Linked DNA regions of Homo sapiens: region 2 is linked to region 1. Evidence: read pairs that join two places in POLR2A ChIA-PET (ENCODE). Cell type or tissue: CD4-positive, alpha-beta T cell. All regions are shown on one strand.

Region 1 (8,000 bases):
GTGGCTATACCTGTGTGCCAGAGAATGCAAGGACAGAAAAGCACAAGGAAACTGTGAAGATCTGCTGGCCTTCCCCATCAGGGAGGAAGCAAGGAAGGTCTCCTCATTCCTCTTAGGAGAACCCAAGCAGAGATGCCAAGGAGAGGGCAAGGACCCAAGGTGGAGGAGGCAAAGGCCAGGGGAGCAGGTGGTCTTTTCCAGTCCACCCCAGAAACCCTTGAAATCGCTGAGCTGTCATTCAGCCTTGAAACGTTCGAACAGGTTTGACTGTGTCTGACACTTGCAAGCTATTCACTGTGGGGCTCTGAACGAGGCCTGTCCTGTCTGCCTACTCTCTTTACTGTCAGCCAAACCCAAAGAGCTAAGGAAATGATTAATCCAAAGATAAGAAACGTCCCCTTCAGATCCAGCAGGAAAAGTAACAGTTCTATTGGTTTAAAAAGCTGCCACTTGCCGGACGCAGTGGCTCATGCCTGTAATCCCAGCACTTTGGGAGGCCAAGGTGAGCGGATCACAAGGTCAGGAGATCAAGACCATCCTGGCTAACACGGTGAAACCTCGTCTCTAGAAAAAATATTAAAAAATTAGCCGGGCGTGGCAGCGTGCGCCTGTAGTCCCAGCTGCTGGGGAGGCTGAGACAGAAGAATGGCGTGAACCCGGGAGGCAGAGCTTGCAGTAAGCCGAGATCATGCCACTGCACTCCAGCCTGGGCAACAGAGACTCGGTCTCAAAAAAAAAAAAAAAAAAAAAAAAAAACGCTACCACTCACAAGCACTTAGCACGTACCCCGGACTTTATAAACATCATTTCCTGTGACCCTCAACCACAACTCTGCAAGGTGGGCACTATCACTGGGATGACGTTTCAGATGCGAAGACACTGGCTTAGACATTATGTGGCCCCATGAACACTGCAGGGCTAGAAGACACAGAGGTGGAATTCCACCTGGCTCTGTTGAACTCCAAGGCCTATACTCATAGCTGCTGCACTGTCCTAGCTCCCAGGAAGGCAGAAAGCAGACAGTCAGGGCCGTGCCCTCCCTTACAAGACCCGCTGGTCATCCTCCTCCCCACACGGAAATGCCACTGCAATCACAATTCCTCAGAATGGCCTAACACGCAAGCAGATGAAAGGGTGCAACTTCCTTCCATATGCTGCCCTCACTGCCAAGGAATAAAAGTCCTCCAAGTTCAGGCATCAAAGAGTAGCATCTTCCCACTTCATGGCTCTCCTCTGTCTCCTCTCTCCTTTGCATGAACCTCCGCATGATGGTTGGGCAGGAGCGAAGGACAGACGAAAACTCAAAAGAAATGATTATGGTTCTCGCCACAGGTGGGAGGGGCACCAGACACCTGGGTGCGAATGTGCACCCATGCACACCCACACCATTGCACACACGTGTACACTATATGCCAGTGTGTATACATACATGTGCAGGCACACACACATCCAAATGGGACCAGGGGCAGCCATGGGCCTGTCCAGCCTTTCAGAGCCACGGGACAAGTCCCCTTGAGAGCTGGAATACTAAGGCTGAGATAAGTGGCCAAGACAGGAAAGATACTTACCTGAGTCTCCAGGGTGATGAGCGGACTTGGGTGTGGATCCTGTAGGATGAAAGGAGAAAATGCACGTGAGGAGTGAAAAAAAGTTAACTTACTACCCCAGCATCTTTTTCTTTCTTTCCTTTTTTTTTTTTTTTAAGAGACAGGGTCTCGCTTTGTTGCCCAGGCTGGAGAGCAGTGGCATGATCATAGCTCACTCACTGCAGCCTCGACCTCCAGGGCTCAAGTGATCCTCCCACCTCAGCCTCCCAAGTAGCTATGACTACAGGCATGCACTATCATGCCAGGCTTTTTTAAAAAATTATTTTTGTAGAGATGGGGTCTCGCTATGTTTCCCAGGCTGTTCTCCAACACTTTGGCCTCAATGATCCTCCCACTTCGGCCACCCAACGTGCTGGGATTATAAGCATGAGCCACCACGCCAAGCTCCCAGCATCATTTTCAAACAAAGCTTGATTTCCCCAGTGGTCAAGCCACCCCACGGGGAGGGCAGCCCAACCTGTGTCCTCCATTCTACAGAGACATCAGGACAGCTTGGCCCAGTCTGCAGGCCGCCCCAACACTTCCTCTCACGCACAAGTGATGAAAGAGGCTCAAGTTTTTATGAAGGAAATGCCCACATGGAGATCACACAAAACAACAAAATGTAAAGAAAAAAGAAACAAGGCACCCTTGCCAAAGAGCTCAACGTGTATCCAAACCCTCTATAAGGAGAGTTTGGCTCCGTAAGAGGATTAGGAATAAACCAGAAAGAATATAAAGTCCTGACTAGGAACAAGGCCATCATCAATTTGTGTCTGATCTTGGAAAGAACAAGGGAAGGAATGAGAGCGAGCAGCTTAATTTCTGGTTTGAGGAGCACATTCCATGGTCTGGGGAAGGTCTTTTTTTAGGATAGAGAAGGCCAGAGAAATGTCCTATTCATTCACTCTGTACAAAAGCCGATTGACTGGGAATGCTTGGTGGTACTGTCTCGGGTCATTAAGCATGAACCCTTTGGGTTGGAGGAGAGACAGGGAGGGTACAGGAGGAGGAAAAGACTGATGGGAGGAGTTGGTGGTGTCCAGTGAGTGGTTTCCAAAGAAAACAGGAAACCCAGCACATGAAGGCTATTTCTGTCTATACCACGTCTGCTCTGAACTTAATCATCTTGGATTTATAATTCTGGGAAAAACAACCTCAAGCTTCCTCTGATAGAGAATGGGCATGATTTTAGGGCCCTGAAGTACACATCCAGTTTGAAGCTTTGCTTTGTCTTAGCAGATTTTCCACCACGGGGTTTTAGGAAGCCATGCAAATTAGCACCAGCCCATTGTCCCATACTGTGAGCAAGAAGGAAATGCAGGGAAATTGGAACTTTCTAAACCCCTTCTCTAGGTGAGCTGCCATTCACTGTCTTGATGACTGTTCTACGGTATCTTTGTAATGATGCCCAATTCTGAGGAGTGTAAGAGGCACGATCTCAGAAATACGGTGAGCTCTGCTCAGCTCTGTCCTTTAGGAAGAGGAATTCGTCGTCCCCCAACTCCAATTCTGAGTCCAACTCCCAGTAATTCTCCATTGGTGTAACTGAAAGGAAACTGCCAAGAGAACATCCCACTCTAATTCTCACATTCCCCCAGGCATTGAGTCTTCCTCATACCCAAGAAAACATGGAGGGGAATATGTTCTCCCCGTCTCCCCACATTGCAGCCTTGACCTATAAAGGAATCTGGGGAAGTCATGAAGGAGCTGTTTTGGGCCTGTCTCTTCAAATCCTTACTGATTCCTTCCCAGGGGTGAAGAAGTGGCAGCTAGGATTGGTAAAACCCGACATTCATAGAGCAACTTTCTTTTGATCAGGCAGGTTTTGTATCACTCGCATGCAGAAAGAGTCTACTCTGTACTTCCTGTTTCCCTGTGTTGGGGCAGGACCCATTTTTGTCTTTGGGAAGCAAGACCATCCTCCTGGTCTGTGGGTGGCAGCATGAGTCAGACCTGGTACGAGCTTAGTGGGCGAGAGCATGCAACATCTGCTGTTCAGGTCAGAGTAGTCTGTGTCTGTCTGTCTGTCCATTCAGATCTTACCACCTCGATTTTGATTATAAGATAAGAAGCTGCATCTCAGCCTCAAAATTAGCCTCAATCTCCAAGCCAAGTGCTAGCAAAGCACCAGACTGGGGTGTTGGGTGCATGCCCAGATTAATTAAGCTGTACTTCACAGACCATTTGGCTATTGTCTGAGACTTAATGCTTCATTGCTTAGAATCTCCAAGAGGTTGAAGAGGGGAGAATGCCATCCTGACCCCTAAAAGCAGCTCCAATGGACAAGACTTTCCTTGGGAAGTCACAGGAAATCTCTGTCAACTGTGTTGACAAAATCAAAAGCCTGATCTCTAGACACAGTGAAGCATCAGCTCTCTATTTGATGTTCCAAAATCAGAGACCTTATCAGTGCATGGTCAGGGATCCAAGATTAAGAAGATTCTGGAAAGCAAAAGCACAAATGCTATCTATTTAGCATCTTCATTAACTAACTGGGAAGAAGATAAAGTCCTCACAAGGGGCCACATCATTAATACTTGGGTTTCACTTGCCAGCATCATTATGCTCTCCTCCCTCTGCACACACTGGAAATGGAAGACTCTCCCTAAAGAGCCTCAGTCCAGAGGATTCAAGGTATGACTATATATCTGTGAGGTCTCGCTTTCAGCAACATCCTCCTTAATTGGAAAGGCTAACGAAGTGGAACCAGGTCAATGATGCTGTCTGCCTAATCCATCCTATCTGTCTAAATTGGGACTCTTTGGTTTACAGTAGAGTAAATTCCTGTCCATCAGAGGAAAGCCTCCTGGAGACCAAAGGGGAATTTGCAATGTGCGTGCACGCTACAGTGGAGTGCTTTTAGAATCTTAATGCCGGTACCAGTAACCATGGAACCGCCTACAACAAGGAAAGCCCTTTCCTATCATCTATTGCAATGGCTCAGTTGGGGAAGTCAAATGGGGAACCAGGTGCACTGAATTGGTGGCCCTCATTCGTCACAGCTCCTAGATCCATGCCCTCTGGTCATGTGACTCGACAGTTCTTTACTGTGTGCTTCTGCAGCCCTTAAGCTTGGGTTTGCCCATTTGACTGCTTTGCCCAATGGGAGGTTAGTAGATGTGGCATAAGCAGAAGCTTGAAATATGCTTAGGTGATCAAGTGTGGCCTACTGTGTTTTTGCCATTGCCACAAGAGATCATGTCCCCAGTACCTTGCTGGTCCAAGGAGGATGCCAGACACGTGAAACAAACCTGTACACAATCTACAGCGTGCAGCCACGCCCCGCCTAGATCAGCCGACCCCCTGCCAACACAGAGAAAATATATGCTTGTTGTTTCAAGCCACTGAGTTTTGAAGTCATTTGTTATACAGCATTATTGTGGCAGTAACTGATATACTTTCTAAACACTGACCTCGATAGATCAAAAAGTGTTGTCACAAACACTCACAGACTCAGAACCTAAATAATACATGCTCTTTCTCTAAGTCTGCAAATGCATCCCAGGAACCTGAAATTACTACAGCTAACAGCGATCATTTATAGAGGGCCTCCTAGGTGCCAGGCCCTGTGTGCTAGCTCTATTATTACATCAAGCAAGGAAATAAGTGACCATCAGGATCTTGCATGCCTCTGAATTAGCCTTCAATCCTGTGTGCCCAATATACCAGTCCTTCTGAATTTATTATTTAGATACCAACACAACATGACAGGAAATGATTACTCAGAATCCTTTTGCCTGAAAATACATACAGTTTTCATTCCTTTGGTTTATTCTTAACTTTGTCCTATGGGCATATTACTTGACTGAGGTTCTGAACAGTTGAATACTAGCAATAAATGACATTTGTTAAGTTCTCACTATGTTCCAGGCACTGGGCTTAACTTCTATGCGTGTATCATTTCGTTTACCCCTGTAATAACCCTAAGAGGTAGATACTATCATTATCACTATCATTAGTATAGAGATGGAGAAACTGATGACCAGAGAGACTGGTAACCTGTCCGAGTCACACAGATGCTGTTGAAAGCCTGGATCTGATCCCAGCATCTTACACTGGAGAACACTGGGTTCCACTCTTTCACAAGAGCTCTGCTGGAAAATATATTATTACTTTAGACAAAATAATCCTACAATTTTTGGATAATGTCTATCAAAATCAAGAATACTTACAGCAAATAAGCAGTACCACCTTAACAAATACCGTAATCTTTTTTTTTTTACCATCTGTCTTTTTTAAAAAGGTAGCGGACATGGTTGATAGAAATTAGCACACATATCATGACTAGAAACAAAACAGTCACTTTGCCACAGCAAGGAACCATGTAAAGTTAGCTAAATCAATCCACACGTGTTTACTAAGTTCCGATTCAGTAGCTAGCTCTATGCGTGGCAGGCACCATGAGGGAGACAGAAATGAGTTTAAAGTGACTCTGTGTACACTGCTATTCCCAAAGGTAACTGTTTAAATAAGAGGCAGGAGCCTGATTACAGGTCTTAGAGCAATGAAACTTGTCTACACCTCAAAAGTCTTGCTTGTAAGACCAAGAAGCCAGGCTCAAGGCCAAAGGCTTAATTTTAACAAGCAATTAAGCCCCAACAAAGAAAGTAGAGAGAGGAGGAGGACTTTGTTCGTTATCATTCCACACATACATCAAACCTATCTGGCTCTCCTGGCGGATTCTGAGCCCTGAGCTAAGCCTCAGCCATTGGAAAGCATGTTCTCTTCCTTTGCTTTGAGGACATTCAGAAGACAGTGCTTGTTCTTTGGTGTTAGGCAATGACATTGGTGTAGAGATAATGACACTGGAACTCACGCCTTCAGAGCCAGGTATCTCCGTGAAGCCCACCAAATCAACAACATAGACAATGGACATTTACATGCTACCTTCTTCCACAGACGCTCCCAGGGAACACTTCAGAAGGCTGGCTTGGTGCCTTCTCTCCGCCAAGAGCCCTCTAATTAAGGCCAGAACTGGGAATCTTCCACCATCAAAAGATGGTGTCTCACTGTCACTCATCATCCAACCACCAGATAACTTGGAAAATCTAAGAAACTCTTCTTGGGATTGCAGATCACAGCGAATGAAAACTCACTCATGACTCGAGCCTGCTGGAGAATGTCCAGCTCTAGCCAAGTCTGAATGACCAGCCAGAAACCTAAAGGGACACTGTCACTTAGCTGCAGGCCTAGTAGTGCAGGACAAAGATGAATTATTCAGTGGGAAAAGAGGGCAGGTTTAGGGGTCGCCCCAGAGTTCAAACCATACATAACCACTGTATTCATTTGCTAGGGCTGCTATAATAATACACAGGTGAGGTGGCTTAAACAACAGAGATTTATCCTTTCACAGTTCTGGAGGTTGAAAGTCCAAGGTCAAGGTGTCTGCAGGTCTGGCTTCTGAGGTCTGATTCTCCTCCTAGCCTGTAGAGATGGTGGCCTTCTCACTGTTTCCTCACACAGCCTTTTCTCTATGCATCCCGGGTATCTATGTGTCAAAATTTCCTCTTCTTTTTGGGGTGCCAGAAATGGAGTCTCATTCTGTGGCCCAGACTGCAGTGCAGTGGCACAATCCAAGCTCACTGCAACCTCCGCCTCCTGGGTTCAAGCGATTCCCCTGCCTCAGCCTCCCGAGTAGCTGGGATTACAAGTGGTTGCCACCACGCCCAGCTAATTTTTTAGAATATTTTTAGTAGAGATGGGGTTTCACCATGTTAGCCAGGCTGGTCTTGAACTCCTGACCTCAAGTGATCCACCTGCTTCAGCCTCCCAAAGTGCCGGGATTACAGCTGTGCACCATCATGCCAGGCTAATTTTTGTATTTTTAGTAGAGATGGGCTTTTGCCGTGTTGGCCAGGCTGGTCTCGAACTCCTGACCTCAGGTGATCTGCCTGCCTCACCCTCCCAAAGTGCTGGGATTAAAGGCATGAGCCACCAGGCCTGGCTCAAATTTCCTTTTCTTATAAACAAACCAGTCAGATTGGATGAGGGCCCCATTAATTTAATGCAATCACCTCAGTAAAGGCCTTATCTCCAAATAGTCACATTTTGAGGTATTGGGGGAGGAAGGGTTTCAACATATGAAATTAGGGTGGGGGTACAATTCAGTCCATAACAACCACCTAGCACCACTTGCGACCTTGGGCAAAGTCCTTAGCTTCTGTGAGCTTTATTTTTCTCACTGACCCCCACGTAAACAGGTAGGATTATACTTGCCAACAGAGCTACTGTAACAAAGTGGAAAACAGATTTTCTGGGACCTTTTTGTAAGGGACACTATTAATAATTATACAAGCTTAACAGGTATAAACCCAGACTGTCCCAGGAAACCCTAAGATAGGCTCCTCTTTGTCTTGAACACAGCATACCACTGACATCATGAGTTGTCGTGAACATTAAATAAAAATAAAT
Region 2 (8,000 bases), 55 kb after region 1:
CTGCTGACTCACAATCCGGCTGCCCATCACTAGGTGGCCCGGAGGCCTAAGGTGAAAAGGATGTTGTCTTTCTCTGGGCACATTTTCAGAAAGCCCATTTAAACTTCTTGGTGGGGCAAGAGGGGGCATAAAAGGGGGAACAAGATCTTCCACATTGCAATATTCATGTTTTAATTAGCGAGTGTCCAGAACCTCATATCAACTTGATTTGAAGGGCATGTGTAAGAAGTATACCTACAACTCCTTCTCTGAGCCCCAAAATGGCCCCCAAAAACGCTCCGCACAGCTCCTGGGGTTGAAGATCCTGGTGAGGTGCAGTTTGTTCTCACAGCCACCGTGCAGCCCAGGTCCATGTGCATGATTCACACGAGAAACTAGGTGAATAGCACTCCTGGGGGTGCAGAGGTATACAGGGCAGAACCTGGCACACAGCACCAGGTCCACGTGAGGGGGTCCTGGCGCACACACACGTACACAAACACACACAAACCCCACACACATACCAAGGATTCCAGAATTCTGGGCTTAACTCAGCCTAGACTCTACCACATTCTTCATTCTGTAGTTAGAGGCCAAAATAAAACTCGTGTAAACAGATTAAATACCGTGGTAACCAAATTCAAACCAAACACCAAGGATTGGGTGGGGGGAGGGGAAATAGTCTTACTTTGAAGCATTTGGGGGTGTGGGGGTGGGGAAGAAAAGAGGTAAAGAGGCTCTAAAGATTCTAAGACATCAAAGTTCTTTTCCTGATTTCCCAGTGGAAACAGGACAGTTTCTTATACTAGGTCTCCCAGTGGATCACCATCCACCATCTTGGAAGGCAGCCCAACTGACTGAGTCCCAAGGAGACCTAACAGAGATTTACTTTCCCAAACAAGGAATACTTCAATAAGGGTGTATCTACAGTTAGAGTGCTTAATTCCTTTCCGAGATGTTTTCCTAATGGCAGCACTCCTGGGGAGAGTCAGAAGAATGTGTAACTGGTCAAATCCTGAACCTGATTTGCAGTCCAGCCCATGTTCACAATGCTCGTATCTGCTGAGCCTCTGACTTCTGCGACCAATATAGGCCAAGTGTGTCTGGAGAGATAATACATATAGCCACACTCCCCACCTTTTCCTCAAGACTAGTCCAGACCACAAGCTGGATGAGGTCAAAAACTATGTCTAATTTCTCACCATTGTATGCTCAGTGCCCAGGCTGGTGCCTGACACGCAGTAGGCAGTCAGTGAATACAGCCCAAAGAGAGGTATGGCCACAGTCATCCTATTTGTGCCCCCGGGACCTGGTACTCAAAAAAGAAGTAACATATCTGATGATGGTATACAGGCATGCATCAATGCCACACACTGTGCACTGAGGGGACACTGGGCTGGCTTCACACCCTTCAAGGACTCTAAGCAGTCATGCTGGGTACCCACACATGAGCAAGGAAGGGGGTGTTCTGTGTGTTTTCATAGATAATGCATTTGTCTATTTGCCATCCATTCATCACATGGCTAATTAGTTCAACTACACTTTCTTATTTTTTGTCATCATTTTTTTTTTTTTTTGAGACAGGGTCTCACTCTGTCACCCAGGCTAGAATGCAGTGGTGCGTGGTGCAATCTCAGCTCACTGCAGCCTCAACCTCTTGGGTTCAATCAACCTCAGTGTTCGGAGTACCTGGGACTACAGGTGCTCACCACCATGCCTGGCTAATTTTTGTATTTTTTGTAGAGATGGGGTTTCGCCATGTTGCTCAGGCCGGTCTTGAACTCCTGGGCTTAAGCCATCCACCTGCCTTAGCCTCCCAAAGTGCTGAGATGACAGATTTTCTGTATTGTAGATGCTCTAGCATTAGGGGTTTTATAGACCTGGGTAAAGACATCCCCTCCCAGTTCTAGCCCGTTCTTAGAGATAGCAAAGGGCTCAACCAGGAGCAAGCCTCTCACATGCAAACCAACAAACCCAGAGTCTATACCCCCTCAGCCATCACCATATCTAACTCTCACACACCAAGCCAATTTTCCCCCGCCCTAAACCAACCTGGGGCCAGGTAGCAGGCAGCTAGAGACCCCTCTAGAGCCCAAAGCCCTCCTGAAATTATTCAAGCCGGTCAATCCCAAACTGTTTGCCCTGCCTTGCCTCACCTTTCCTGTGGGAACCCCAGTAAAGGTTCTGGCCTAGATTTTCTCCTTACTCCTGTCTTCTGCCTCCAAACCAAAAAACCAGGGCCTCCTGCTGTGGCCCTGCAAGCATGCTGTGCCTCTTCTTTCTAGGGAAACTGAGTCACACTAAACTTTCAAGGGCATTGACCTCACTGTGATGTCACCCAGACATCTCTATTTATTTATTTGGTGGGCTTTATTTCTATTTATTTGACCTCGCTGTGTTGTCACCCAGACACCTTTATTTACTTATTCATTTATTTGGTGGGCTTCATTTATTTGTATTTATTTTTTAGAGACAGGGTCTTGCTCTATCACCCAGGCCAGAGTACAGTGGCACAATCATAGCTCACTACAGTCTCGACCTCCTGGGCTCAAGCAATCCTCCAGCTTTAGCCTCTGGAGTGGCTGGGACCACAGGTGCACACCACTATGCCTGGCTATCAGACATCTTTATAAATTAAGACCCAGGCACAAAACGAGACGGACCCGTGGATGAGTCTCCTTGTAAGCGCCTTGCTTTCTCCGCTTCCTCCCACACTCCACTGGGCACCCACAGGAAGCCCTGACACACATAATGAGAAATGAGCAAAAGGGCATTTCTGCAAAGGGAGATGAAAAACAAATCTTAGAGGAGTGGCGAGTGTCCTGGTTAAGGCTATGGAGCCAGGCAGCCTGGGTTTGCTTGAAGGTCACCCCTGCCACCACCTCCTCACTGTGTGTACCAGCGCAGCCCCTCACCACCCTCAACTGCCGTTTGCTCAGTTATGGAACGGGGACCAGGACAACACAAGATGCTGTGAGATTAAAGCGCATGAATACCCAACGGGGCCGGCATGTGGTGAGCACTGTGTGGACGGTAACTGCGATGATTCCTCACTCTGCCTTCTCCAAGGGAATCAGAACTGCAGACCCCCCGCAGAGAAAAACGATCACACCCTTTATTCAGCACTTCCCGCGTGTCTGACACACAGCACCCACAGCCTGGGGTATAAACACCAAAAACCACCCTCACAGGGGCGGAATGATGTTCATTCCCATTTTGCAGAAGGGAAAACTGAGGTTCAGAGAGGTTAAGCAGGTTTCCCCCAAAACACAAAGCTGGAATTGGTGCGTGCAGCCAGGATTTCTGACTCCAAAAACTCTCCTCTCCTCTCCCTACTTTCAATCTCCCCCATTTCTGATCCCCTCCCCTCCACTGCAACACATATATATTGAGTGCCTACTGTATGCGAAGAGCTGGTGCAGGAGTTGAGAACACAGCAGTGAGCAACACTGCTGGAATCCGAGTCTTTATGAATCCTACAGGCAGCAGGAAAGAGGTCATTGAGGGGTAATCTCAGAAATAAATGGAGGCCGGGCGCGGTGGCTCACGCCTGTAATCCCACCACTTTGGGAGGCCGAGGCGGGCGGATTGCCTAAGCTCAGGAGTTCAAGACCACCCTGGGCAACATGGTGAAACCCCATCTCCACTAAAAAATACAAAAAATTAGCTGGGTGTGGTGGCACGTGACTGTAGTCCCAGCTACTCAGGAGGCTGTGGCAGGAGAACCGCTTGAGTCCGGGAGGCAGAGGTTGCAGTGAGCTGAGATAGCACCATTGCACTCCAGCTTGGGCTACAGAGTGAGACTCTGTCTCAAAAAAAGGAAAAAAAAACCCACAGAAATAAATGGAGAGTTCAGATGGGGATGAGAGCTATGGAGGAAAAGGAGAAGCTGCTGTGGTGAGCAGGAATACGAGATTCCATTTGCTGTGCATGCAGTGTGTCAGACACACGGGAAGTGTTGAATAAAGGGTGTAATCATGGAATCAAATGGATCCCTGATCATGGATCAAGAATCACAGACAGCTTCTATGGGGAAGAACATTCTGGAAGGAACAGCAAGCATGAAGGTCCCCAAATGGGACAGGACTGGATATGTTTGAGGAACTACCAGAAAGTCAGTATGGCAGTGACACAGTGACAAGAGAAAAGCAGGCAATGAGAGGAGAGCAGAGGTCCTACCAAGCTCGGCCCTCCCGACAATTTGGGTTGGATCACTGTTTGCTGTGGCGCTGTCCTGCACTCTGTAGAATAAGATGTTTAGTGGCACCCCTGGTCTGTACCCACTAAATGCCTATACAGCTCCCGCCCTGTCCTGCCAACCAAAAATGTCTCCAGACATTGCCAGATAATGCACCCCACATCCCTTCCGGGATAAACTGTGAGACTCCACGGCGATGCTATTTCAGGGACAAAAAGAAGCCTGTGCTTATGGAACAGAAACTGGCCTTGCCACGACCTCATTAGTGGAGAGGATGGGCCCCACTCATTTGGGGGAATTATTTGGGGAAAAGTATAAACTCCCTAGCTCAGCAGACTGCGAGCTCCCCATGAAAGGCCATGTGTCCTGGTTCCTCACACGGGGCCTGAGATGCGAAAGCACAGAGGGTACCTGGGAGGGACTGAGAAAGGAGGGGACTGTGGGGTCCAGTGGGCACATCCCTATCACAATCAGCCTGTGCAGCTAGGAGGCTGCCACGCACATCGGCAGACTCTGGCTTTCAAAATGACCCTGGAGGAGCTGCGGCTCCTGCTGGCATGTCAATGTCAACAGCCTTTACCCTCCCCAGCTCCTGGAATGCTAGAATTTAGATTCTCAGTTCTGCGGGAGAGCAGGACAGATTTACGGAATTCTCAGCGGCTGCCTCCACCAGGGGTTGCCAGGGGCAAGCATCTGCACCGTGGTGAAACATCTCTTTGAACAAGGAAGTGAGAGTGAGCATGTGCATTAACTATCGGAGATGTGGGGGAGAGGAGGAAGCCATGCAAATGAGCACGGACAGCCAGCAGAGACGTTTAACCTTGGTGCTGCTAGAGTACCCACAAGTGCTAACGAGGTGGCTGGTGTTGCTTTAATAATCAAATAATAACCAGGCAATGGTTTAGATCCATTTTGGACCCTTCACAATTCCCAGGACTACACTTAACAGTTTGGTAAGACTTTATGGATAGCTTGCAAGTTTGAAGGCGTAACTTTGTAAGCTCAGTTTTGACCCTGGAGGAAGGAGGTCATGAGTAAGATAGGGACACCAAAAAGAAGTCAGGTGGTATGCTTTTTCCATTGACTCACAGTCATTTCCAGGAGAAAAGAAAACATCACTGTGCAAGGCTCTACTGACTCTCTTAATTTATCCTCACAACAGCCTCGTATAGTAAATATTATCCTATTTTACATGGGAGAAAAATGAAGTTTAGAAGCTTGGGAAATCTGGTCTTCATTATTTGGCTACTAACCCTTAGTTTCCATCACAATTCCCTCATTCTCTCAGCTCTAGTCTAGTCTGGATCCTTTTGCAGTCCTGCCCCAGGACCTTGGCACAGGTTGTTTCCTGTGCCTGGATTACTCTGACCTCCCTTCTTCACCTGGTTAACGCGACTTAACCTTCCCATTCCTGCTTGCTCATCTCCCAGAGCCTCCTCTGGGCTTTTTCCAGGCCAAACTACTCTAACAAAAGCTCTCTTAGCATCAAGACTGCTGCTTCTGCATCAGGACTCTTCAAAGTTACAATTTAACAAAGAAGCCGGCGTGTGCTAGTTCACCACCGTAGGCATATGCGTCAGATTCAAGATGGCTTCAAATTCTTTGACATGCCTTTATCGAAAGGTAGTGTCTTATTCCCCTCCTCTTGAAGCCAAGATGGCCTTACTGACTCAGCTGACCAATTGAATGCAGTGAAAGTGATGTTCTGGGAATTCTAAGCCTCAATGATAACATACATACCTTTGCAGCTCCTGCTGGACCTCTTAGAATATTTACTCTGGGGAAACTCCCTCTTGGAACCCAGCCACCATGTGGCAAGAAGCCCAAGACACACAGGATAGACCATGTCTGATGCAGCCAACAGCTCCAGCTGAGCTCCCCCCAACAACCCTCACCAACTGCCAGGCACGTGCATGAGACACCTTGAGCAACCACCACAGCCAAACCTTCAGATGATCACAGCCCACTCCATATGTGTCAGTAACATATGCAGAAATCCAAGAAAGAACCATCCAGCCACGTCTAGTCAGCCCACAAAACCTTGAGAGATGATACTAAAGCACTGTTTTAGTCATTACGTTAGAGAACTATTTGTTACACAGCAGTAGATGATCAGAACCCTGTAAGATCCAGCATAATGAACAGTTGTTCAGCTTGTACACACCTTAGGCAGCAGCTAGGACTAGATGCTTAATAAATATATTATTTATGGATTAGACAAAGAATGTAGTGTGTGAAAAGATTAAGGTGGAGGCTGGATTTATACCCGTTTATATAACTCCAAGTTCCTCCTCTCTTTTCTTTTTAACCATAGCCTAATGCTCCCTTAAAAACAATAAAACCATTTTATTTCCAGCCTATCATATTTGATGCAGGTTTGGGAGGAAGAATACAATATTCAGACAGAGCCATGTCACAACAAAATGGCAGCTTTGGTTGCTTGTCATGCCTGGAAAAAAGTTCAGAGTTAAAAAAAAAAGTAGCTTGAGGCTGGGTGTGGTAGCTTACACCTATAATCCTAGCACTTTTGGAGGCTAAGGTGGGTAGACTGCTTGAGCCTAGGAGTTTGAGACCAGCCTGGGCAATATGGCAAAACCCTGTCTCTACAAAAAATACAAAAATAAGCCATCCATGGTGGTGAATGCCTGTAGTCCCAGCTAGTTGGGAGTCTGAGGTGGGAGGCTCGCTTGAGACCTGGACATTGAGGCTGCAGAGAGCCATGATGGTACCACTGCACTCCAGCCTGGGTGACAGAGCAAGATCCTGTCTCAAAAAATAAATAAATAAATAAAAAGGCTGTTCTTATGTCATTACACTCATTGACAGCACAGGGGTCTCTATGCCCTCTCTGCAGTTATAGCATGAGCGCTGCTGTAGGCGATATCTAAATGAATGGGTATAGCTGTGTTCCAATAAAGCTTTATTTACAAAAACAGGCAGTGGGCCAGATTCGCCCAACCCTAGTACACAGCATAATACAGTGGTCTTTCAATTTAGCAGTAAGCACGCAGTATAGGGAAAAGTTAATCCACGGACCTCTTTTTCCTTCTGTAAATTGAAAGAGAGGGAGCCTGCTTCCTTTGATTTGAGTATGGAATGACCTTGGCTAGTTCGTGAAGCCATCCATGGTGGTGAATGCCTGTAGTCCCAGCTAGTCGGGAGTCTGAGGTGGAAGGCTCGCTTGAGACCTGGAGGTTGAGGCTGCAGAGAGCCAGGATGGTACCACTGCGCTCCAGCCTGGGCGACAGAGCAAGATCCTGTCTCAAAAACAAAAACAAAAAAAGATAGACTGCTCTTATGTCATTACACTCATTGACATAGCTCAGGGGTCTCTATGCCCTCTATGCAGTTATAGCATGAGCTATAGACAATAGGTAAATGAATGGGCATAGCTGTGTTCCAATAAAGCTTTATTTACAAAAACAGGCAGTGGGCCAGATTCGCCCATCCCTGGTACACAGCATAATACAGTGGCCTTTCAATTTAGCAGTAGCCACGCAGTTTGTAAACTCAATGAAACAGGCAATGCCTTTGACTGAAATGACTCTTGGTACTTTAATTTTGCATTTTAGACAACATCTTTCACTGCATTTTCACATGCTGAAATGGGTTCAGATTTCTAAAATATAAGAAAAAGTTACAGTAAAACAAAACAAAACAAAAAACACTTAATATAGGGAAAAGCTAATCCATGGACCTCTTTTTCCTTCTGTAAATTGAAAGAGAGGGAGCCTGCTTCCTTTGATTTGAGTATGGAATGACCTTGGCTAGTTCATGAAGGCAGGAACATTCCATGAGACAGGAGTTAGGAAACCACTGGGTC

Evidence for each region. Peaks named below come from ENCODE experiments on the same cell type or tissue, not always from the same donor. Only the 100,000 strongest peaks of a DNase experiment are listed, where the experiment ranks them.
Region 2: POLR2A ChIA-PET joins it to region 1 with 11 read pairs; 11 of 35 experiments call an interaction of 5 or more read pairs at or near these places.

The regions. Positions count from the first base shown.
Region 1 is chr16:17,356,444-17,364,443 of GRCh38, forward strand. It overlaps XYLT1 (xylosyltransferase 1), which reads right to left. Exons shown (of 12, transcript NM_022166.4): 2 at 1,569-1,607. Among named protein-coding and RNA genes, the nearest start is that of XYLT1, 110 kb to the right of the region's middle. RefSeq lists an enhancer at 3,570-3,659. In CD4-positive, alpha-beta T cell, no CTCF peak of the experiment used is centred here; DNase peaks (open chromatin) are centred at 3,528 and 4,558; H3K27ac peaks cover 6,132 bases.
Region 2 is chr16:17,411,901-17,419,900 of GRCh38, forward strand. The region is part of intron 1 of XYLT1 (xylosyltransferase 1); the gene reads right to left. LOC124903654 (a long non-coding RNA gene) reads right to left here. Exons shown (of 2, transcript XR_007065008.1): 1 at 7,875-8,000; 2 at 7,081-7,213. Among named protein-coding and RNA genes, the nearest start is that of XYLT1, 55 kb to the right of the region's middle. In CD4-positive, alpha-beta T cell, a CTCF peak has its summit at 4,769; DNase peaks (open chromatin) are centred at 2,701 and 4,921; H3K4me3 peaks cover 731 bases; H3K27ac peaks cover 1,097 bases.